Regions from separate parts of the Homo sapiens genome. Here region 2 is linked to region 1. Evidence: read pairs that join two places in POLR2A ChIA-PET (ENCODE). Cell type or tissue: PC-3. All regions are shown on one strand.

Evidence for each region. Peaks named below come from ENCODE experiments on the same cell type or tissue, not always from the same donor. Only the 100,000 strongest peaks of a DNase experiment are listed, where the experiment ranks them.
Region 2: POLR2A ChIA-PET joins it to region 1 with 7 read pairs; 15 of 35 experiments call an interaction of 5 or more read pairs at or near these places.

What each region holds. Positions count from the first base shown.
Region 1 is chr1:153,826,023-153,828,522 of GRCh38, forward strand. GATAD2B (GATA zinc finger domain containing 2B) reads right to left here. Exons shown (of 11, transcript NM_020699.4): 2 at 1,991-2,326. The coding sequence starts at 2,325. Among named protein-coding and RNA genes, the nearest start is that of SLC27A3, 52 kb to the left of the region's middle. In PC-3, a CTCF peak has its summit at 1,745; no DNase peak of the experiment used is centred here.
Region 2 is chr1:153,991,612-153,994,111 of GRCh38, forward strand. It overlaps RPS27 (ribosomal protein S27), which reads left to right. Exons shown (of 4, transcript NM_001030.6): 3 at 1-65; 4 at 454-544. The coding sequence ends at 482. NUP210L (nucleoporin 210 like) reads right to left here. Exons shown (of 40, transcript NM_207308.3): 39 at 1,404-1,478; 40 at 1,079-1,324. The coding sequence ends at 1,224. Among named protein-coding and RNA genes, the nearest start is that of RPS27, 2.1 kb to the left of the region's middle. RefSeq lists enhancers at 1-75, 1-69. In PC-3, no CTCF peak of the experiment used is centred here; no DNase peak of the experiment used is centred here; H3K4me3 peaks cover 1,384 bases.

The DNA of each region.
Region 1 (2,500 bases):
AGACGAAGTCTCGCTCTGTCGCCCAGGCTGGAGTGCAGTGGAGCAATCGCGGCTCACTGCAACCTCCACCTCCCGGGTTCACACCATTCTCCTGCCTCAGCCTCCCAAGTAGCGGGGACTACAGGCACCTGCCACCATGCCTGGCAAATTTTTTGTATTTTTAGTAGAGACGGGGTTTCACGGTGTTAGCCAGGATGGTCTCGATCTCCTGACCTCGTGATCCACCCGCCTCATGATCCACCCGCCTCGGCCTCTCAAAGTGCTGGGATTACAGGCGTGAGCCACCGCACCCAGCCTAAACTGAATGTTTTAAAAGCTAGGGTTGGCTGGGTGTGATGGCTCATGCCTATAATCCCAGCACTTTGGGAGGCAGAGGTGGGCAGATCACCTGAGGTCAGGAGTTCGAGACCAGCCGGGCTACCATGGTGAAACCCCATCTCTACTAAAAATACAAAACTAGCTGGGTGTGCAGGCACGCGCCTGTAATCTCAGCTACTTAGGGGAGTAGAGAGGCAAGAGAATCACTTGAACCCAGGAGGTGGAGGGTGCAGTGAGCCTAGATCGTACCATTGCACTCAGCCTGGGCAAAAAGAGTGAAACTCCATCACACACACACACACACAACTTGGGTTATAAGCTGGGTGTGGTGGCTCACAACAGTAGTCCCAGCACTTTGGGAGGCCAATGTGGGAAGATCACTTGAGGCTGAGAGTTTGAGACCAGCCTGGGCAACATAGTGAGACTCTGTCTCTACAAAAGTATTCAAAAATTAGCTGGGTGTGATGATGCACACCTGTAGTCCCAGCTACTTGGGAGGCTAGGGCGCGAAGATAACTTGAGCCCAGGAGTTGGTGGTTACAATGAGCTATGATCATGCTACTGCACTCAAGACTGTGTGACAAAGTGAGACCCTATCTTAAAAAAAAAAAAAAAAAAAAAACTGGCTGGATGCTGTGGTGCATGTCCATAATCCGGCACTTTAGGAGGCTGAGGAGGGAGGACCACTTGAGCTCAGGAATTCGAGACCAGCCTGGGTAATATGGCAAAAACCTGTTTCTATAAAAATACAAAAATTAGACAGGCATGGTGGGATGTGCCTGTAGTCCCAGCTACTCAAGGGGGGTGGGGTGTGGGTTGGGGTTGAGGGGGGAAGATCGCTTGAATCCAGGGTATCAGGCCACTCACTACACGCCAGCCTAGGCAACAGAGCGAGACCTTGCCTCAAAAAAAAAAAAAAAAGCACCAAAAAAACTCATAAAAAACAAAAAGAAAAAAAAAACCCCAACTAGGGTTATCTATACTATGATTCACTGCACAGGGAGACTCAACCATTGGCCAGTTCCAGGTACCTCTCCTTACTGTGTGCTCTACAGTTTCAAGTACTCAACCTTGAAAGACACCAGAAAAAAAGGCCTGGGAAAACATGTTGCATGTGTGAGTGAAAGAGAGAGTAACATACATGTACAAGTGAATGTATATGTATATGGGGGAGCTGGGGGAAGTGGTACAGATACAGCAAGAATGCAGAGACTTACCACATGAAGATAATTTGCTTTCTGACACAAGAAAAGCTAGGCCCATGTTTTTGGATGTAATAAAAGCTGGGACTCCACAATAAATACATCCTAAAACTCCTGGAATTATCTGACAAAAAGACTATTTTTCTCCTCCTAAGACGGCCATGAAGATTAGAATGAAGGTATATATTAACTCACTTCCATTTGGCCTATCAGCTCTCTAGTGCCCCCTTTATCTAGAAATGACCATTTTTTCTCTTAAGAGTAAGAACTACGATTCTCTGTAGGCTAAGCAGTTTTTGAGGCACCTGGTTTCATTTGGAAATAAAATGAATTTATGGTCAAACTCGATGATATATCTTCTTTTAAGAATCTTTAGGATGAAAAACACCCTCCTCTCATTGGAATTCATTCCATTTTCACAGGCTTTATGAGACGACCCTATCCCTGGAGGCAGCTGAACTGAGCCATACCTCCGTCTAGCACTCATATCCACAGGCTCATCATTGATGTTTTCTTTGCCTGGCCTTCCAGCAGTCCTGTTGTCTCCATGAGGCCTGAGATTCCCGTTAAGTTTTTCTTCATAGCCCTTGACACCACTGCCATCCTGTTTGGTGGGTAACTCATGTGGCACCTCAAGATTTGCCAAATCCTTCCTTTTGAGCAATGCCAACATTTTCAGACGTTCCATGGCCTCATGCCCCTCCATTTTGAGTCGCTTTGCCAGGACATCATCTCGCTCATCTGCTGGGTCCAAGCTCCGCTTCAACAGATTCAAGCGAAGAGCATCTTCTGTCATTCTATCCATCCTATGGAAAGAAAAATACAAGTAAGATCAGAATAAAGTCCCTTAAATAGTCCATTTTTAAAAAGGTGGAATGGTGAAGTTATTAACAAGAATCTCTCTCTCACACATACACACACACACACACACACACACACACACACACACAAAGTTCAAAGTTAACTAAGCTATGTCCTAC
Region 2 (2,500 bases), 170 kb after region 1:
TTTGTGTGTTGGCTGCTCCACTGTCCTCTGCCAGCCTACAGGAGGAAAAGCAAGGCTTACAGAAGGTAAATGGTTTACTAATGTGATTTGGGGCTTTGAGTTTGATTTTTAGAAATGGAAACATTTCTTAGGATTTTTCGGTCTTAACAGTGACAGGGATCATCTATAATGTAAATTTTTAGACAAGAAGTGTTGGATTTGGTTGTTTTAACTAGATACTACCAAAAGCTATGTATTAATCTCAAAGCACTACTGTCTAAAGCGGGGATAAATGGGTGATAAAAGGGCTTAAGTTGATAGGAAGTAACCAGTGATACAAATGCGCAGGTAGCTAAGAGTTGAGAAAAAAGATGTAGCTTTCTGTGGGTGGATCATCATGCATCTGCTTTTTTGGGAGAGGTGGGCAGAATACCTGTACTGATGACAGCTAATCTCTGAATCTTTTTCCTCCAGGATGTTCCTTCAGGAGGAAGCAGCACTAAAAGCACTCTGAGTCAAGATGAGTGGGAAACCATCTCAATAAACACATTTTGGATAAATCCTGTTTATTGTCTTGTTTAAGTGTTAGGAAGTTCCTGTCTCAAGTATTCTGGGGCAACCAGGAAGAGGAGAATATTAGAGTCATTTGGGGCACGTAAGTGGCCAAGTACTTTAAAAGTCCCTTTGGGGGCATTTTTAACCACCTAGGCTCATTGGATAAATTTGTTTTTTTTTTAAACTGTGATACTATCTCAAGTGTTGTGTTTGGTGTTTTTTTTTTTTTTTATAAGAGAGATGGAATCTTGCTCTGTTGCCCAGGCTGGAGTGCAGTGGCACAATCTTGACTCATTGCAACCTCTGCCTCCCAGGTTCAAGTGATTCTCCTGCCTCAGCCTCCTGAGTAGCTAGGATTACAGGTGTGTACCACCATGCCTGGCTAATTTTTGTATTTTTAGTAGAGACGGGGTTTCACCATGTTGGTCAGGCTGGTCTCAAACTCCTAACCTGGTGATCCGCCTGCCTAAGTGCTGGGATTACAGGCGTGAGCCACCGCGCCCGGCCGACAGTTAACTCTTTACAATACAGTCTGACATACCAGTTTTAAGAAACAGCTTAGGATGCTTTATTTATAGTTCTCAGAAGCCTTATCTGGAAACTTAATGTAGAAGTTGCTGTTAGGCTTCTTGTCGAGGACTAGAAATCTTCATTCCCCTGCAGTTAAGAGAAACTTGTCCAAGCAGAGGTTAGTGCCTTATACTCCATAACCAATGTTGCAGCCGACTTTGGGCCAATGGAGGTTGTAGACTCATGAAGTGAGGGGGAGAACTTGTGGAGTTAAAAAAACCTAGAAGAAGAGGGAAAAGTTGAGTGAATTAAACGTGTGTATCTGAGCTTTTCAAAGATGAGGACAGAGGCTTTTTTACCTGGCTGTGGTGTTCCTAGAGTTGGTACATACACAACTGGAACTGTTTGTATCTTGTTTAGGAAGGCATTGTATGCTGGAAAAAGGACAGGAAATGTCACAAGGCATATCTGAGGAAGGCCTTAAAAGGCAAAGTCAACTCTAGAATGAGAATATTGCTAAAAATAATTCTTAAAAATAAGTAATAGTAATGGCACTATTACAGGAAGTTTTTATCCCAATTTAACCCATTTTAGAGTTACTTTCAGCTTTTGGCTGAAAGGGGGAAAATGGCCGGGCACGGTGGCTCACGCCTGTAATCGCAGCATTTTGGGAGGCTGAGGTGGGCGGATCACGAGGTCAGGAGATTGAGACCATCCTGGCTAACACAGTGAAACCCCGTCTCTACTAAAAATATAAAAAATTAGCTGGGCGTGTTGGCGGGTGCCTGTAGTCCCAGCTACTCAGGAGGCTGAGGCAGGAGAATGGTGTGAACCTGGGAGGCGGAGCTTGTAGTGAGCTGAGATCGTGCCACTGCACTCCAGCCTGGGCGATAGAGCCAGACTCTGTCTCAGAAAAAAAAAAAAAAGTGGGGAAATGGAGTAGACAATAGTGTTGTGTTAATTTTTTTTTTTTTAGGCTGTGTGTGGTGGCTCACGCCTGTAATCCCAGCACTTTGGGAGGCCTAGGTGGGCAGACCACCTGAGGTCAGGCATTCAAGACCAGCCTGGCCAACATGCCACTAAAAATAAAAAATTAGACAGGTGTGGTGGCGGGTGTCTGTAATTCCAGCTACTCGAGAGGCTGAGGCAGGAGAATCGCTTGAAACTGGGCGATGGAGGTTGCAGTGAGCCAAGATTGCACCACTTCACACCAGCCTGGGTGACAATGGGACTCCATCTCAAAAAAATTTTTTTTTAGACACACAGTATCACTGGAGTACAGTGGCACAATCATGGCTTACTGCCACCTTGAATTCCCTGTCTCAAGAAATCCTGCCTCAGCTTCCCTAGTAGCTGGGACTAGATGTGTGCCACCACCACACCCAGCTAATTTTAAAGTTTTTTTGTAGAGATGGAGTCTCTCTGTGTTGCCCAGGCTGGTCTTAAATTCCTAGAC